Linked DNA regions of Homo sapiens: region 1 is linked to region 2. A link is a loop called in an ENCODE intact Hi-C map of the cell type or tissue named here. Cell type or tissue: Panc1. All regions are shown on one strand. Each heading gives the region's core, and the rest is flanking DNA. Links, peaks and the distances in the headings are about the cores only.

What was found. Peaks named below come from ENCODE experiments on the same cell type or tissue, not always from the same donor. Only the 100,000 strongest peaks of a DNase experiment are listed, where the experiment ranks them.
Region 1: it touches region 2 in a loop (5-fold over the local background); 1 of 110 quality-filtered maps calls a loop at or near these places.

Annotation. Positions count from the first base shown.
Region 1 is chr9:91,530,286-91,540,519 of GRCh38, forward strand. No RefSeq gene overlaps it. Among named protein-coding and RNA genes, the nearest start is that of MIR3910-1, 100 kb to the right of the region's middle. In Panc1, for the core only: no CTCF peak of the experiment used is centred there; DNase peaks (open chromatin) are centred at 4,324 and 6,256.
Region 2 is chr9:91,692,504-91,702,737 of GRCh38, forward strand. No RefSeq gene overlaps it. Among named protein-coding and RNA genes, the nearest start is that of MIR3910-2, 61 kb to the left of the region's middle. RefSeq lists an enhancer at 667-1,228 and a silencer at 764-1,058. In Panc1, for the core only: no CTCF peak of the experiment used is centred there; no DNase peak of the experiment used is centred there.

The sequences.
Region 1 (10,234 bases), core at 687-8,686, 160 kb before region 2:
CACATATTTATTGCAGTGGGAGGCACGGGCATTTGTTGTTTCTGTCTTCTATGCAAGAAATGCCTTAAAAGAAAGAAAGGAAAATCAGCCCCACTTTAGAATGGCCTGCAGCCCCTTTGGAGGGCTGGGGAGGGGTGTTCCATGCATCTGGAAAATGCAAGGACCTGTAAGAACTAAGGAATGCTCTACAGTCATTGGGCACACTCACAGCTCATCTCCAGAAAAGCATGGGGGTCTAGGGGGACATGACTGCCCCCAGAACACCAAGGGTGGGTGAGGGGCTTCACAAAGCACTGATGGAATCCTTCCTCCAACCAGATGACCACATCATCTATCTGGGAGCCTTCATGGGGACTTGGGGTCAGGCTGCAGGGCTCTCTGCTCTAAATGGACACTACACGTACATTTTGCTTACATTTAAGGGAGCTCGCATGCCTCCCCAGTGTCTGTTCAACTCTTCTCGTCCATCATAACACCTTTCAATAACCACAGAGATTGACAAGCTCTATCACAGAGCAATTACAAACCACAACAGAACGTTGTCAGAAATGGACATGACTTTTATCAGCAGGCAGTCTTCTGACAGAACTTACTTAACCCTCTCCTTTAAAGGGTCTCTTGAAATCTCTGGGTTCCTCCCTCCCGAAAGTGAGAAAAGCCTGTCAGATAAGGAAATTTTCAGGAATGCCTTATTTAAACAACAGCGCCACTGACAGAAGTGTTACACAACAACTAACAATAGATGGTATTTGAAAAGAAAAAGTGCTCCAGAGAAGATCAGGCAAACTAGTAAACATCTGCAGGAAGTGAATTCTCCTCCCCAGTTGTAGAGACTCATCTTGCTGTCAGAGAAGAGAGAGGTAAGATTTAGCAGTGTTAGATAAGGGAAGGTATAGGAAGTCCAAAATTGTAACCTTCAAACTATTTTGGATTCTGAGAACAAGATAGTACTCAACATAATTAAAATTTTCGGAAACTTAAAGTGGGCCAAGGAAAAGCAATTGATTGCTTACAGTGCACACCATGAATCCACAAAACTGAAATTTACCCCCAGAAATAGATACCAATAAGAGCCATTGGCTAACAGTCCTGCTCAATGGCATAGATCTTCTAAGAGTGACAGCATATGGGGAGGTCACTTTTAATGTTTCCCAAGTCTTTCGAAATCTGTGGCAAGATGTTTTATTAGGAATTGGGTGTAGCCTAACCAGACATTCGGGAGAGCCCTCATCAGGCAGAGAGAAAGCATATATAGGGTGGGGTCTGTAAGGTGGGGGGGTCTGGGAGGGTGGGAGTGTGGGAGCCTCTTGTGCTCATGTGCTTTCTTTGCTGCTTAGTGTGCAATATTTATTTACTTATTTTTATTTTTATCTTTTTTGAGACAAAGTCTGGCTCTCTTGCCCAGGCTTGAGCACAGTGATATGATGTCCACTCACTGCAACCTCCATCTCCCAGGCTCAAGTGATCATCCTGCCTCAGCCTCTTGAGTAGCTGGGACTACAGGTGTGCACCACCATGCCTAGCTAATTTTTGTATTTTTGGTAAAGACAGGGTTTTGCCATGTTGTTCCTGGGCTCAAGCGATGCACCTGCCCTGTTCTTGGGCTTAAACAATGCACCTGCCCCTGCCTCCCAAAGAGCTAGGATTACACACGTGAGCCACCGCACCTGGCTGCTGATACCCAATATTAGCATGGTGTTTGGCATGCAACAGGTGCTCAGTAGACACTTCATGAATGAGTGAGGATGGTGTTATTGCATTGGATCTTACCCTAAAAAGAAAGAAATGGAAATCAGGGAACAGCTATGAGAAGGAGATTGGGGAGGAAGAAGGATACATTTAGCAACATTTTATTACTTTTCCAGGATCAACACACCCTGGAGGTGCTCTCTCACTGTCTGGGATGTTCTACGCCCTTGGGGTTTAGGCCCTGTGGCTACTTTCTCAGTCTTCTTTGGTGCTCTGGGAAAGTTTTGTAAAGGACTTACTTTTATCTCTCTCTTTTAAATTGTTCTCTTTAAATGTTTTGAAAAGCAAAAAGTACTAGAAGTGGGCTTGAAAGGAACTTAATGCCAGCTAATGGACAACTCAGTCAAATTAGATGAAGATTGTGTTACAGAGCTGAGAAGAGGTAGTCAGATGGCGGAAACAATCTCCTCCTGATTGGGGAAAAGAAATCAGGGCATGTGCATGCAGTGTGTCCGTCTTCCGGTTTCTATTTATGAATCATACCTACTTCATCATCTCTGTGGGGAATAAATGAGATAAATAAAAAGTGCTTAGTGTGCAATATATTCTTAGTGAATATTAGTGCCTCTCCTTCCTTCCTTGATTTGAAGAAGGGAGTGGAGTCCTCATATGCTTTTCACATTTTATTTTAATAGACTTTATTTTGTAGCACAGTGTTAGGTTGAAGGAAAAATTGCACAGAAAAGTACAAAGAGTTCCTATATACCTCCTCTCCCACATCCACACTCCCTGTTATTAACATAGTGCCTTAGTGTGGTACATTTATTACAACTGATGAACCGATATTGATACATTATGGTTAAGTAAAGTCCACAGACTACATTAGCATTCACTCTTCCTGTTGTACATTCTACAGGTTTTGCCAAGTGCATAATGTCATGTATCCATCATTACAGTATCAGAAGGAATAGCTTCACTGCCCTAAAGACCCCCTGCACTCCGCCTAGTCATCCCTCCCTCCCCTTGAACCTCTGGCAACCTCTGACCTTTTAACTGTCTATAATTTTGCCATTTCCAGAATGTCATGTAGTTGGAATTATACCGAATGCAGCCTTTTTAGACTGGTTTCTTTTACTTAGCAATATGTATTTACAGTTCCTCCATGAATATTTGTGACTTGATAGCTCATTTCTCTTTATACCTGAGTAATAATCTATGAGTCCATTATATGGACTTATATGCATTTTTAATACCAATTATCTACTGTCATCTTAAGCACTGGAGTTGAGGTAGAATGCATAGCTTTAAGCACTATGGCTAGGGAAAATCTGACCTCTCCAAGAGGCAATATACATGTAGTTGTTAAAAACATTGCTTTTGCTGTTAAACATACCTGAGTGTAGCAATATTCAACATCCGAAAAGTATGTATTGAACATGGTGTATAACCAGTGTTGCGTCTGACACTCCCGGCCCTGCAGATAGAGTGGGAGCAACACAGACACAGTCCCTGTGTTGCTGTCCCGCTGGCCCTGCCTCCCACCCCACAGATGTTCTGTCTGTTTCACACCCGCCTGTACTTACTCTGCACCAGGAACTGTCTGACATGCCTCATAAATACTGACTCATTTAATCCTCAAAACGACCTTATGAGTCAGTCCCATTATTAGTGCCATTTTACAGATACGGAAACTGAGGCACAGAATATTAAGTTACTTGCTCTCCATTCCCCTACTACTAAGCAGCAGGGGTGGGATTCAGACTCAGGCAGTGTGGCTTTAGAGTCTCCTTCCTAACAATGGAACTATGCTGCCTTGAGCGGAAGGCCAACACGAGGGTGGAGAATTAGGTAGGCGATAGCAACACAGCGTGTTTGGCCCACGCTTCACCTGGTTGTCATTGCAGAGGGGCGAGGGGAGTGGTCAGGAAAAACTAGCTGGGCGAAGCAGCACTGTCGTGTGCTCTGAAATACATTAAAGCCTGATGGGCATTTCCTAAAGTGTGAATGAGACTCAATTCTTGACTTCTCCGTGCCTCGTGTCCCCCCGGTAATGAGAGCAGCCGCCTTACAGGTTGTGAGGTCTGAGTGAGAAATAAACGGTGCCATGGGAAGACAGCCACACTCGCTAGCTGTGATGAGGAGCGTAAGGACCAGGTCCTGACTTCCTGCAGGCTCTCACTTGGCCCTTGTCTGAGTCCTTGGGCTGGTGTCCACTGCTGGGGAAGAAGGCAGAGTAGGGGAAAGAAGGAAGCTCAGAAACAAGGTACAGGGGGCTGCCTGCAGACTACTTAAGAGCATCAGTTTGCTTCTTAAACTGATACACTGGCTCTGAAGTCAGTGCCAGAAGAGCTCCAGAATGGTTTCTAGTGGTGGTATCCTAAACACACACACTTCCAGGGGGCAGTTTTGATGCAGAACCCTCATTTGGACTTTTTCTTTTTTTTTTTTTTTTTTTTTTAAGCAAACCTCTCTTTGCTTTATACCAGATTGCATAGACAGCCTTTTAGAAATCACTCAGAAAATGTGTCTTCCTCCAGTCACTGTAGTTCACCATAATAATGTGAAATGTAGGACCTGTGGATTGACTTTATGAGTCCAGGACCTATGTTAGCACTGCATTCCTTTGAGTCTGGTCATCTTCAAGCCAAAGCCAGTAACAGTGCAGGCTTGCTCACCCACCTGAGCCTGCAGCTGGTCCTGAGCTTTCTCCCAACAATCCCCTCAGATCTGTGTCTGAAAATGCATCTGTAACAGTGATGGCATTCCCTCATCATATGACACTTTGTATTTTATTTGTATAAAATAAAGCCAGAGTTACTGTATTAGGCAGGGTTCTCCAAAGAACTAGAACCAATGGAGATATATAAATATATGTATGTGTGTATATATGTGAATTTATATCTGTGTGTGTATATATATATTATATTATATACAATACCTGATGTCACACCATTCAGAATTCAGTAAATGTGTTAACTTTTGTCACTCCTATAAAGTCAGGCATTGGGTCCTAAACATGTATTAGAACATGTCAATTACCTTTTTGTGTTATGCTCTGTATTAACAGCCTGAACCAAGGAGCGCTATAAAGGCTTTGCTTTCCCCTCATTAGTGGCTGACTTTGCACGTTATTTCTCATCTGGACATTGGATTCTGCAAGTCCTCCATTTATGGTAAGGAATGGTAGTTTCGTTTGTCTGGTTTAGGTAGATTTTATTGTTGTTTACTTTCAGATTTCATAAAAATATGTTACTTTCAGATTTCATAAAATATAAAAATTTCAGATTTCATAAAAGTATGTTAAAAATATACTAAAAAATATTTTTGGACATATGGGCAAAGGGGCAGACAAGGATACTTTAACATTAAAGACTTTCTTGGGCCTGATGTCTTAACCGTCCCAGAGGGATCTGTACTGACCCACCTCCACTCTCCCAAACAGTAATTATTCAGAAAATATAATCAATGCAGATTGTAAAGATTAAAAAACATGAATGATTTAAACTAAGTATTATTTCCCTTTGGAGGACACACATGCACACCTGCACAAGTGCATATGTGCACACACTTCATCCTATTTAACAGGAAAATTGTTGGAAGCCTACTTCTTTATGGAAGAGCTCCATTTTGTATTCCTTGTTACCTGTGGAGACAAACTTAATACATGATTTCTAAGATGGTATATTCAAGAGCCATTCTCTGTGACTTTTCAGGCTCAGATTTAATGGCTAGTGATGTAGTGAAAGCCTGGGGCAGCTCATGATGAGGACCCTCAGTTTCTCAGCATGAGGCTCTATCTCACTGGCCACTCCACTGTCAGTAATAACCACCATCGAAAATTGAAGTCCCCTAGCAAAACACGCCCATTGCTGTTACTTCATTTTGTCTCTGAGACAAAGGTCTTTAATTGGAGGACACCCTCAGAAGTGTTGGGCAGTCACCTGGCCTTGATGCCTTTATCATCATGGGGAAGCCTGCACTGACCACCTCCAATCTCCTGCTAACTCCACTCCAGCCTAACAAAGCAGAAGCCGAGAGAAGCCCTCTGCGCAGACACGCAGCATCTGGGGTGCCAACTTCACACTCTTTCTTGTCAAGGCCCTGGCACTATTCTTACTCTTCCTAAAGAAAGACTTAGTGTTTCAGAAGGATGTACAGCATGGGTTCAGCCCAAGAAACACAGTGAGTGGCCATTTAATCAAAAACTAATATAAATAGCTTAAAGAGTGAAAGGATTATTCCAATAAGGGCTGAGTCTATTTTTCTATAAGGAGTGAAGCCAGGGAGCTGAAGCAGCCCAGTTACTCACAACCACAGAAATGACCTATACTGAAGACACTCCACTGAGTCACTGTTTAACCACCTAGGCCCCTCGGCAGGAGGGGACTCTGCTGACAAGCCTTTGGGGTCAGTCCTGAGACAACACCTTGATATGTGGCCCAGTGGGTAGCAAAGAATTCTGAGGTGTTCAACATTCCCCAGTTGAAAATGCATTGAGGGGTAGAAGCACTATGGAAGGCCAGGGTCACAAAGTGTGAGTGCTGAAGGCCGACTTGTTTATGGTGTCTGAGTCTCACATTGCTGCTGTCCTATGTAAACAAATGTTAGCAGGGCCCCATGGAAGTGAGCAGGCTTACACGCCTTTGGGAGGGGCATGCACCAGCATGACTCTTCAGGAGGCCAGCTTGGCAGTGTGTCTTAGAAGCCCTTTGACACAGCGATTTACGTGGAAGAGTTTATGAGACACAAATTGCTGCATGATTTATACAATAGAGTTTGAAAAGATGTGAAACACAGGCATGATACAAATAAATTATGTACCTCTATCCAGTAAAACACTCTATAGTCCTAAAACATTACATGCTAGAAGAACATTTAAGGACAGAAAAAAAATTCACCATGTATAGTTAAGTAAAAAGTGTATGAAACAGTATCACCCTGATTCCATTTTAAATTATTTAAAATGCCAAATTAAAGTTTAAAAATTAAAATTAAAAAGTGTCTAGATACATGATTAACAAGATTTTAAACAAGTCCCTTGAGATTTCATTCCCTTACCCCCAGAACTTGTGAACAGGGTGAGGTATCACTCCATGATTATGTTATGCTATATAGCACAGTTGCTCTTAATACAGAAAGATTCTCCTCGTGGGCCTGACATAATCACATGAGACCCTTTAAAAGCAGAGAATCTTTCAGGCTGTTTGAGGAAAGGAAGCCAGAGAGATTTGAAGCATGAGAAGTGGTCAATGCACCGCTGTTGGTGTGAACCTGGAGGAAGCAGGTGAGGAGGGAATCAGACAACCTTAAAGAGCTGAGAGATGGGGAGCTGACAGTTCGCCAGGATACGAGGATCTCTGTCCTGCAGATGCAAGGACTTGAACTTGGTCAAGAACCCAGTGATATTGGAAGCAGATTCTTCCCCAGAGCCTCCATGGAAGAGCCTAGCCTGGCCAACGCCTCAATATCATCTTGGGAGACACTGCACAGAGAACCCAGTCAAGCCATGCAGAACTTCGGATCTACAGAACTGTGAGCTAATAAATCTGTATTGCTTAAAGCTACATATGTGTGGTAATTTGTTACACAGAAATGGGATACTAATGCAAAAAAAAAAAAGCACAGAAAAGACTAAAAGATGAGAATCTAAAACAATAATAGCAGCCAGTCTCAGTAATAGAATGCTTCCATTATTGTGGATCTTATGTGATGGGTATGGGCTCTCTTTGAATTCAGGAAAAAGACATATTTTAATAAGCAGAAAAATGCATAATTATATCTTTACAAAAGAAAAAGATAAAATAATGTGTATGGTATTCATTCAGAAAGGGTAGATTTAAAAGGAGAAAAAACTTCTTTCTCTAACTTACCAATTATATCCAGGGATTCTTTGTGTTAAAAGATTTTCTTAATTCAGGAAGTTCACTTAGGAAAAGTGAGACAGTTTATAAGTGTGTCACTTTATATATGGTCATTTCTTTGTCCCATACAGGCACTCAAAAATTATTTGCATAATCCTCCTAGGTGTACAACTCCAGTTACCTGGGAATCTCATCCCCATCCCCCACAGCAGCCGCAGCAAGACCGGCCCAAGGAGACTCTGAGCTCAGACACGCCTAGCCCTGCCCCCATCTGATGGTCCTTCTCTACCCACCCTGGTAGCAGAAAACAAAGGACATATAATCTTGGGATTTCTAGGGCCCTGCCCACTGCCAGTCCCTCTCCACACTACCACAGCTGATGCTTTCTGGCAAGTGCCACCTCCTGGCAGGAGGCCAACCAACGCAAAAATAGAGCATTAAACCACCAAATCTAAGGACCCTCACAGAGTCCATTGCACCCTCCGTCACCTCCACTGGAATAGGCACTAGTATATACGGCTGAGAGACCCATAAATGGTTCACATCACAGACAACCCCCAGAACCAGCTTGGAGCCAGGTAGACTCACTGGGTGGCTAGACCCAGAAGAGAGACAATAAACACTATAGTTTGGCTCACAAGAAGCCACATCCATAGGAAAAGTGGGAGAGTACTACATCAAGGGAACACCTTGTGGAACAAAAATATCTGAACAACAGCCTTCAGCCCTAGACCTTCCCTCTGGTAGAGCCTACCCAAATGAGAAAGAACTAGAAAACCAACCCTGGTAATACGACAAAACAAGGCTCATCAACAGCCTCGAAAAATCATGCTAGTTCACCAGCAATGGATCCAAACCAAGAAGAAATCCCTGAATTACCTGAAAAAGAATTCAGGGGGTTAGTTATTAACCCAATTAGGGAGGAACCAGAGAAACGTGAAGCCCAGTGTAAGGAAATCCAAAAAAATGATACAAGAAGCGATGGGAGAAATATTCAATGAAATAGACAGTTTAAAGGAAAAAAAATAAAATGTCAGGAAACTTTGGACACACTTTTAGAAATGCAAAATGCTCTAGAAAGTCTCAGCAATAGAATTAAACAAGTAGAAGAAAGAAATTCAGAGCTTGAAGAATTAACCCAATCCAACAAAGACAAAGAAAAAAGAATAAGAAAATATGAATAAAGCCTCCAAGAAGTCTGGGATGATGTTAAACAACAAAACCTAAGGATAATCAGGTTCATGAGGAAGAAGACAATTCTAAAATCTTGGAAAACATATTGTGGGGAATAATAAAGGAAAACTTCCCCAGCCTTGCTAGAGACCTAGACATGCAAATACAAGAAGCACAAAGAAAACGTGGGAAATTCGTTGCAAAAAGATCTTCACCTAGGCACATTGTCATCAGGTTTTCCAAAGTTAAGATGAAGGAAAGCATCTTAAGAGCTGTGAGACAGAAGCACCAGGTAACCTATAAAGGAAAACCTATCAGATTAACAGCAGATTTCTCAACAGAAATGCTAACAGCTAGAAGGGATTGGGGGCCTATCTTCAGTCTCCTCAAACAAAACAATTATCAGCCAAGAATTCTGTATCCGGTGAAACTAAGCATCATATATGAAGGAAAGATACAGTCATTTTCTTTCCTTCAACAAATGCTGAGAGAATTCACTATTACCAAGCCACCACTACAAGAACTGCTAAAAGAGCTCTAAATCTTGAAACAAACCCTGGAAACACATCAAAACAGAATCTCTTTAAAGTACAAATCACACAGGACCTATAAAACAAAAATGCAAGTTAAAAAAACAAAAACAAAAAACAAAAAATAAAGAGCATGATGAATGCAACAGTACCTCACGTTTCAATACTAACATTGAATGTAAATGGCCTAAATGTTCCTTTTAAAAGGTACAGAACTGCAGAATGGAAAAGAACTCACCAACCAACTACCTGCTGTCTTCAGGAGACTCACCTAACACATAAGGATTCGCATAAACTTAAAGTAAAGGGGTGGAAAAAGACATTTCATGCAAATGGACACCGAAAGCAAGCAGGGGTAGCTATTCTTATATCAGACAAAACAAGCTTTATAGCAACAGTGGTTAAAAGAGACAAAAAGGAGCATTATATAATGGTAAAAGGCCTTGTCCAACAGGAAAATATCACAATCCTAAGCATATATGCAGCTAACACAGGAGCTCCCAAATTTATAAAACCATTACTAATAGACCTAAGAAATGAGATAGCACACCATAATAGTGCAGGACTTCAATACTCCACTGACAGCACTAGACAGATTATCAAGACAGAAAGTCAACAAAGAAACAACGGATTTAAACTATACCTGGGAACAAATGGACTTAACAGATATATACAGAACATTTCATCCAACAACTGCAGAATACACATTCTATTCAAGAGCGCATGGAACTTTCTCCAAGATAGACCATGTGATAGGCCATAAAACGAGCCTCAATAAATTTAAGAAAATTGAAATTATATCAAGCACTCTCTCAGACCACAGTGGAATAAAACTGGAAATCAACTCCATAATGAACTTTCAAAACCACACAAACACATGGAAATTAAATAAACTGCTCCTGAATGAGCACCGGGTTAAAAACGAAATCAAGATGGAAACTAAAAAATTCTTTGAACTGAATGACAATAATGACACAATTT
Region 2 (10,234 bases), core at 1,280-9,279:
CACACCTGTAATCCCAGCACTTTGGGAGGCCGAGGTGGATGGATCACCTCAGGTCAGGAGTTGGAGACCAGCCTAGCCAACATGCTGAAACCCCTTCTCTACTAAAAATACAAAAATTAGCTGGGCATGGTGGTGCACACCTGTAATCCCAGCTACTCAGAGGCTGAAGCAGGGGAATCACTTGAACCCGGGAGATGGAAGTTGCAGTGAGCCAAGATCGCACCACTGCACACCTGCCTGGGCAACAGAGTGAGACTCAATCTCAAAAAAAAAAGAAAAAGAAAGAAAGAAAAAGAAATAGGTTTCGTTGTGGGAGTCCACAAACGAAGGATCAGAAAGAGATGAGGTGAGAAGCTGGTTTCTCATCCTCGCACTGCCTTGTGGAGAGGCACTGCCCAAGGAGGCCACTCTGTGAGACATGGGATGGGTTGCTGTCCTGGGGAGGAAACTTGCTCCCTGAACCTTCAAACTTCCAGCCTTTAGAACTGAGAGAATAGACGTCCATTGGTTAAGCCACCCAGTCTGTGGCATTTTGTTACAACAGCCTGAACAAACCGACACTTCGCTACAGGCTGATGAAATTCCTCAATTGGAGGAGTAAAGAGAAAAACCTTAGAAACATACAGACTGGAAAAATGGATTATTTAAAGAAAAAAGAGAGTAAGAGTGGCACAGATTTTCTTGTCTCCCCATGAAGCAAAACTTTTTAAAGAAAATCCCATCCTCATTGTTTTTCTTTGCTCTCTTCCAATTTGCTCGTGACCCCTTGGCCTCTCCACCCAAACTGTCGAAACCTGCGAGGCTGCCACTTGGCTATGTCCACACAGTGAAAGGTCAGGTGTCATCCACGGCGTGGGCACAGCCAATTACTGCCTCCTCCCCATGACACCTTTTCACTTAAGTAATGCTCTCAGTTCTCCTCCTATCTCCCTGGGCACGCCTCCTTACCTCCAGGGCCCTTAAACAATAGAGTGCTAATGACTCAGTTCTCAGGCCTCTTCTATTTTTAAATCTACACTCAGACCCTCAGTGGCATCTCTTCCAGTGTTGCGGCTGGAATACCATCCATATGCCAAAGGCTCCCAAGTGGGTACTTCTAGCCCAAACTTCTACTATGAATTCCAAGCCGTGGAATTGACATTTCCAGTTAAATATCCAACAGGAAACTCTCTAAGCCTGGGTTCCCAGGAATACAGTGCGGGAGGCAATTGGAGAGTTGAGGGAACCAGGAGTGAGGCAGGGACGGAGGGAGAGCAAGCCTGAGGGAAGGAGTTACTGAGCTGCACCGTGTGGAACCATGCACATTCGGTTGGGACCATTGTCAGAGATGTGTGCACAGCAGTACCTCAGGAGAGTCTGTCTACAGGGGAGAATAAAGATTCAGTTCCAGTCTCTTGCAGGTCACACCAAGTGTTAGCACCCCTGCACATGGGGCTGCACCTGTGCATTCACTAGCAAGTCCGAGAGCCTTTCTACCTACAGCAACAGGGAGGCTCCTTGAATGGGCTCCTGGACCCTGGTCTGGCCACGAAATGACAGACTCTTAGCTGGACCTGGTTCTGCAGCTGGGCAGACCTCACCCAGAGAGTCCTCTGATCACAGCTGAGGAAGTGGTCCAGGGCCCTGGACACACCCAGAGAAAAGAATGGGTGCAGAAGGTGTAACAGAGACTCAAGCCTGAGGCTTTTGATCCTCCCTATCTCCATCAACAGGAACCCGTCCTTGCTGAAACCAAACATCTCATCTGATTGTCTCAGTTATCTCATGTTGTCCCATAACCCACTCCAAAACAGTGGTTTGAAACAACCACACTCACCTATTTTGTTCATGAGTCTGAGTGCTCTGGGCCCAGGGTCTGTCATGCGGTTGAAGTCACATGGCAGTGCAGGCTGGGGTCCCGTGGCATAACTGCATAGATTTAAAAAAATCTTTCATTTGAATGCAAACACTGTCCACTCACCATCTGCACTTTTGTGATGGGCAAGTATTAGCATCCACATTTAAGAACATTAGAAGGGTTCTTTGTATTTTTTTTAAAACCACTACTTTATTTTTTTTCAACTTTTAAGATCTGGGGTAAATGTGCAGGATGTGCAGGTTTGTTACACAAGCAAATATTGAGGTATACTTTAAAGCAGGGGTCCCCCACCCCCAGCCTGTTAGGAACTGGGTCACACAGCAGGAGGTGAGAGCCACTGAAGCTCCATCTGTATTTACAGTCACTCCCATTACCTGCATTACTTCCTGAGCTCCGCCTCCTGTCAGATCAGTAGCAGCATTAGATTCTCATAGGAGTGTGAACCCTATTGTGAACTGCGCACGTGAGAGATCTAGGTTGCACACTCTTTATGAGAATCTAATGCCTGATGATTTGTCACCGTCTTCCATCACCCCCAGATAGGACCATCTAGTTGCATGAAAACAAGCCCACGGCTCCCACTGATTCTACATTATGGTGAGTTGTGTAATGATTTCATTATATATTACAATGGAATAATAATAGAAAGAAAGTGCACAATAAATGCAATGTGCTTGAATCGTCGTGAAAAAAATCCCCCGTCCCTTGTCCATGGAAAAATTGTCTTCCACAAAACTGGTCCCTGGTGCCAAAAAGGTTGAGGACCGCTGCTTTAAAGTGTATATAATCTGTATCAATTTAAGGTTATCATTTAGTAAATTTTGACACGTATATACCTGTGTAGCCAACACCACATTCAAGCTACAGACACTTCCATTATGCCTAAAATTCCCACCTACGCTTGTACCCCTGGCTCCAGATACCCCCCAAAAAGCTGCCTAATCACTATAGACCAGTATTTCCTCTTCTAGAACTCCACATGGAATCATACCATATGCACTTTCTGTTTTTGAGACCCATGTGATGTGATGTGTGTGTGTGGTGTGAGATGTGTGTGTGCGTTGTGTGTATGTGTGTGTGATGTGTGGTGTGTGTGTTATGTGTGTGTGTGGTGTGTGTGATGGGTGTGTGGTGTGTGTGTGTGGTGTGTGTGTGGTGTGTGATGTGTGTGTGGTGTGTATGTGTGGTGTGTGTGATGTGTGTGGTGTGTGTGGTGTGTGTGTGATGTGCTTGTGTGTGTGGTGTGTGTGTGGTGTGTGTGTGGTGTGAGTGTGTGTGTGTGTGTGTGTGTGTGTGTGTGTGTTTCATTCCGACTGCTGAGGAGTATTCCATTCCATTGACTGGATATACATTCACCTGTTGATGGACATTTCGTTTGTTTCTCATGTTTGGACACTAGGAATGAGCCTGCTATGAACATTCATGTACAACTCTTTGTGTAGATGTTTTCATTTCTGTTGGGCAAACACCTAGTAGTGGAACTTTCAGGTCATAAAATACTTTAAATTTTCTAAGAAACTGCCAAACAGTGATTGCAGCACCAGCAGGATGTGAATGTCCCATCTTTCATTTGCCTGCACAAAGTCCTGTCCTAACTGTCCTTTAAGGGGGTTGGTGTGATTCTCTCCCCTCCTTCTGAATTGGCTAGGACAGGACTGTCTCTATGTCTGTGTCCCCAGGTCCCTCTGCCCACCAGCCCAGCCTCCAGCATCAAGAACCCTCAGCAATGTTCCTAAAATCCCACGATTCCTCCAGCCCAGCTCTGGTACCCAAGGTGCACAGCGAGTGCCTACTGACTTATTCAATTGCTTCAACTCCTTTTGGAAAATAGAACGTGCAGATATTAACTGATTCTTCAGCAAGGGAGGCTACTGCTGACCTCTTCCTTTATTACTTTCATTTTATACACTTCTCCGGTTTCCCTGCTCTGGCAATACTAACTTTTGAAGAATTTCTCCCCAAAGATAACTTTTAAAAACTGAAGAAGTTAAACTTTAAAAACTAGATTTCAAAAACCTGAGCATTAAAAAAACAAATCTTTGTGCATGGGGGCAGAGGCATTTGTTCTTAGTGCCTAATGTTTATGATATTTGGGAGAATTTTGTCTAAGATTTTCAATAAGCTTCTAGTGAGCAATCTGATTCTTTCTTATATTCTTTTGCCTCTCTATTTATTGTGCTTTGACAGTTCTTTCTTCTAAAACTAACTTTCTTTTTTTTTTTTTTCCTTTTTTTTTTTTTTTTTGAGAAGGAGTCTCGCTCTGTTGCCCAGGCTGGAGTGCAGTGGCAGGATCTCGGCTCACTGCAGCCTCCGCCTCCCGGGTTCAAGCGATTCTCCTGCCTCAGCCTCCTGAGTAGCTGGGATTACAGGTGCGTGCCACCACACCCAGCTAATTTTTTGTATTTTTAGTAGATACCGGGTTTCGCCATTTTAGCCAGGATGGTCTTGAACTCCTGATGTCGTGATCCACCTGCCTCAGCCTCCCAGTGTTGGGATTACAGGCGTGAGCCACCGCGCCTGGCCTCTAAAACTAACTTTCTAAAAGATCCTCCCACTCCAGAATGTTCTGCCTAATGGGATCTCTATTACTTGGGGCTATGAATATAAAATTACAAAGAATAATAATAAATTACATAATAAAACAAATGATGTGTAATATATGCCATTTTAATAACATAAGCTTTCCATCTTGGCATTTAAAAAGCGATTTCACAGCGTTTTAAGAAGTAGAAAACAAGCTTCCCCACTTTGAGGGTAACAAAATTATAAAATTCCATTTTTGGCTGGTGTGTGGTTTTACAGTTAAATTAACATTAAGTAATTGATGATAAAAGAATAAATGGGCCCACATCTCCATAAAGACAAAACCAGCTGGGTTCATCCGCCACGGTTACTCCGGGCTGAGGCTCATTCTTGGGGACCCCCCCACTGTACAGATCCCTGCCAGCCCTTCAGGTCACAGGGATCTTTCTGGGAGCCCCAGAGGACCTGCAGCCCAGGGCCCCTTTGGCCCAGCGGCATCACATCCATCGTGCCAGGACCTGTCCTGGAGGGCACTGTGGCTGGGGGCCCACAGGCAGCTCAAAGGTGCCGCAGCAGGAAGGGCTGGGGAAGGTGGGTGGAGAGGGGGAGCAACCTGCCGGAGGAGCCTCCTCTTCCCCCACACCCTCCCTCAGGACTCACACCCACCTCACTCTACTGCAAGGAGGAGTCCCTATGCTCCCCAGAACCTCTGCACTGCACTCCACACTACAGGGCTGAGACCCTCCTAGCACCTCCAAGTGCAAAGGTCCAGTGGGATTGCAGACAGGGGGGCTGACTGTCACCCCAGGTGTGGCACCTCCAGTCTGCCACCTGGCACTCGTGTTCCCACACCCAGACACTGTCACGGCCCTGGTCTAAATGCCTGCTTTTTCCTAAAGGATGCTTTGGGTTGCTTGATTCCCCTGAGCCTGTTTCCCCAAGTGAAAAGTAGGAACAGTACCTCTTCCCTGTCAGGATTTTGGGGAGGTTGAGGTCGGATTATGTAATTCTAGAATGTCCTGTGTTTATCTCCACAAATTCATCCCGTGTTTACTGCATAATTCCCGGCTCATAACTCCCCTAGCTCTTGCTGTAGTGTTAAAGCACTTTAGGCCTCAAAAGTAAGCCTCAGCAAACAGAATCTCTCTCTCTCTCTCTCTGACCTCCTGCTCTCCTTTCGCCCGATTAGGACCCTACTCTTTCCCTGCCTTTCCGTAAAGAAATTACCTGCCCTACCTTGTCTGACTGTGGCTCACACAGCCCCCATTTCAGAAGGGTCCTGCCCCCTACCCTGGGGGAAGGAGTGCCGCAGAGAGAGGCCAAGAAGAATCTGAACACACAGGCCTTGCCTGGGTTTCCCTCCCAGTCTGTCGTTATTAGATCATGGTCTTTTTTCCAATCACAGTTGTCAATCATGCCTCTTATTAAGCCGCTGAGTTTATGGTAATCTGTCGGTAGTAATTTGTCAGTAGTTAGTCTTAGACCTTAGAAAAATCAGGAGTAAAGGCTACTTTGTACTACAAATTACACAACTTACATGAAAGCCACAAATGACCAAAACTGACTCAAAAAGAGATAGTAAATTTGAATAACCTATAAAAGTAAAAAATGGAGTTAGCAATTGTGACATTATGCTATATATATGTTGGTTTTCAAGCACAGTTCACTCCTGACTCATAACTCTCATAACCCTTATTATAATGTCGGGGTGCTTTAGCCCTCACAAAACAGTCTCTCTCTTGAACTTCTCCCACCCTCCTTCCACCTGCTCCTTTTTCTCTTCCAGGCAGGATTCTTCTCCCACTTGTCTGTCTTGGAGTTGGCCATAAAGAAATTTTTTTTTTTTTTTTTTTGAGGCGGAGCCTCGCTCTGTCGCCCAGGCTGGAGTGCAGTGGCATGATCTCGGCTCACTGCAAGCTCCGCCTCCCAGGTTCACGCCATTCTCCTGCCTCAGCCTCCCGAGTAGCTGGGACTACAGGCGCCCGCCACTACGCCCGGCTAATTTTTTGTGTTTTTAGTAGAGACGGGGTGGCCACAAATAAATTATTTAACCTGCCTTTCTAATTGTGGGTCATAAGACCCCCATTTTGGAAGAGTCCTATCTGATATCCTGGGGGAAGGAGGGATGCTCAGAGAGGCCAAGAAGGATCTGAACACGCAGGCCTTATGGGGTTTCCTGCTCAGTCGGTCAGTATTAGATCATAGGCTTTTTGTCCAATCACATTTCTACATGGTTGTCAATCAGGCCTATCCGATAAAGTCCCCATAAAAAGGCCAGAGAGGACAGGATTTGGAAGCTTCTGGAGAGCTGAACATATGGAGGCCCCCAGAGGGTGGCACACCCGGGGAGGGCATGGAATCTCCGCACCTCGCCCTCCGCATCCCCAATACCTCGCCCCACGCATCTCTTCATCTGTATCCTTTGTAATACCCTTTACGGCAAGCCAGTAAACGAATAAGTGTTTTCCTGAATTCTGTGAGCTACTCCAGCAAATTAATCAAACCCAAAGAGGGGGTTGTGGGACCCTCAACTTGAAGCCAGTCAGTCAGTTCTGGAGACCGGACTTGGGACTGGCATCTGAAGGAGGTGCAGTCTTGCAGGACTGAGCCCTGTGGGATCTGACACTATCTCCAGGTAGACAGTGTCAGAACTGAATTGGAGGATACCTAACTGCTGTCCCCTGCAGAATCCATTGCTTTCTTGGTATGTGGGGAAAAAAAATCCCCACACATTTGGTCATGGAAGTCTTCTGTGTTGATTATTATTGAGTGATATAATTAAAAACAAACAAACAAAAAAAAACCTTTGAGTGTGTTTTTTTCCACTCTCAGAACTTTCAAGAGTCATCCTGGCCAGGCACGGTGGTTCACGCCTGTGATCCCAGCATTTTGGGAGGCTGCGGCAGGCAGATAACTTGAGGACAGGAGTTCGAGACCAGCCTGGCCAACATGGCAAAACCCCGTCTCTACTAAAAATACAAAAATTAGCTGAGAGTGGTGGTGAGCACCTGTAGTCCCAGCTACTCGGGAGGCTGAGGCAGGAGAATCGCTTGAACCCAGGAGGCAGAGGTTGCAGTGAGCCAAGATCGTGCCATTGCACTCCAGCCTGGTGACAGAGCAAGACTCCATCTGAAAAAAAAAAAAAAGGAGTAATTCCAATTTAGAATTCTGAGTTTGTGCAAGGAAGGAAAGGGAGGACAACATTTAGCTCAGAGGCTCCAATTTTCTTAGACCCCAGACTTGTGTTTAAGGCTCTGAGGGTTATTCCTCTAAGCATTACTTAATTGATTATTTCAGCAATAGAGGCCCAGAAAAGTTAAGAGTTTTCTCTAGGGTCATACACTGGGTCAAAAAGAGAAAGAACCAATATGATGTTAGCAAGAGCTGCACACACTCCTATTGTCAAGTTAGAGAATCTTAGAATCACTAAAAAGAAAAAAGAATCATTGAGAATCAATCACTACAGACTTACCTCAGCCAAAAAAGGGGGAGAAAAAAAAAACAGACTTGCCTGGGCATTGCTGTTTTAAAATTCCCTTCCTTCTTTGCTGTGGAAGTGCCAATAAACAAGGAGGGTGATGCCAGAGAGGGGTGGCAGATGAGCCAGTCCCAGGCAATGCATACCCGAAATAGAACGTTGTTGAATAATTGCCCATGGACAGTGGGAGTTAAGTCTGATTTTCTCACTAGGGAAGAAATTAAATAAGTCGGCTATTTTTCTTATTTTTCACCAGCTTTATTGAGGTATAATTGAATAACGAAAATTGTGCATATACAAGGTGTACAATGTGATGACTTGGCAAATGCATGCATTGTGAAATGATTACCACAAACCAGCTAATTAGCTCACCCATCTCCTCACATAGTTGCCTTTTTGTGAGTGGCTAGAATCTTCAAGATCGATACTCTTAGCACATTTCAAGTGTACAACATAGTATTATTAACTATAGTCACCATGCTGTAACTTAGATCTCCAGAACTTACTCATTTTATAACAGTAAGTGTGTACTCTTTGACCAACATCTCCCCATTCCATCACACCTGTCACACCCCATCCCTGTTCAACATAGCACCACCTAGTCTCTACTTCTATGAGTTCAACTTTTTAAGATTCCACATATAAGTGAGATCCTGTGTTATTTCTCTTTCTGCATCTGGCTTATTTCACTTATCATGTCCTATAGATTCATCTATGTTGTCATAAATGGCAGTACCTCCTTATTTGTTTGTTTGTTTATTTTGAGACAGGGTCTCACTCTGTCGCCCAGGCTAAAATACAGTGGCACAATCGTGGCTCACTGTAGTCTTGACCTCTCTGGGCTCAGGTGAAACCTCCCACCTCAGCCTCCTGAGTAGCTGGGATTACAGGTGCATGCCACCACACCTGGCTAATTTTTATACTTTTGCAGAGATGGGGTTTCACCATGCTCTCCAGGTTGGTCTAGAACTTCTGGTCTCAAGCAATCCACCTGCTTAGGCCTCCCAAAATGCTGGGATTATAGGCATGAGCCACCACACCCAACTAGTTCCTTATTTTTATTTTTATTTATTTATATTTTTTGAGACGGAGTCTCACTCTGTCGCCAAGGCTGGAGTGCAGTGGCGTAATCTCGGCTCATTGCAAGCTCCACCTCCCAGGTTCACACCATTCTCCTGCCTCAGCCTCCCGACTAGCTGGGACTACAGGCGCCCGCTACTACGCCCAGCTAATTTTTTGTATTTTTAGTAGAGACGGGGTTTCACCATGTTAGCCAAGATGGTCTCGATCTCCTGACCTCGTGATCCGCCCGCCTCGGCCTCCCAAAGTGCTGGAATTACAGGCATGAGCCACCGTGCCCAGCCTAGTTCCTTATTTTTATGGCTGAATAATATGCCCTTGTATATATATACTACATGTTTTTAATCCATTTATCCATCACAGACACTTAGGTGGTTCATAATGCTGCAATGAATATGGAAGTGTAGCTACCTCTTTGAGGTATTGATTTCAATTCCTTTGGATATACACCCGGAAATAGGGGTCCTGGATCATATGATAGTTCTATTTTTAATTGTTGAGGGACCTCCACACTCTTCCAAAATGGCTATACCAATTTATATTCCCACCAACAGTGTACAAGGGCACCCTCTTCTCTACACCCTCACAAACACTTGTTATCATTTGACTCTGAAAAAAACTTGTTATAAATTTGACTTTTTGAAAACTAGACTTGTTATCAACATGTTATCATATTGTTGATATCATCTTATCAACTTGTTATCATGTTGACAACAAGTCGAACAGATATGAGCTGGTATCTCATTATGGTTTGGATTTACATTTCACTGATGTTTAGTGAATCTTAGTATATTTTCACATACCTGTTGGCCATTGTATGGCTTTTTTGGAGAAATGTCTGTTAGGCGCTTTGCCCATTTTTCAATTACATTGCTTTGTTCTTTGTTTTGTTATTGAGATGTGTGAGGTCCCTATATGTTCTGAATATTAACCCCTTAACAGATATGTGGTTTGCAAATATTTTCTCTGTAGGTTGCCTTTTCATTTTATTGTTTCCTTTGCTGTGCAGAAGCTTTTTAGTGTGATCTAGTCCCACTTATTTATTTTTTATTTTGTTGCCTATTATTTTGGTGTCATATTCAAATAATCATTGACAACACCAATGTCAAGAAGATTGTTTCTATGTTTTCTTCTAGGAGTGTTACGATTCTGGGTTTTACATTTAAATCATTTTGAGTTAATATTTGTGTGTGATGTAAGATAGGGGTCCATGTGGATATCCATTTTCTCAATACCATTCATTGAAGAGACTGTCGTTTCTCCCATTGTGTATTCTTGGCATTCTTGTCAAAGAT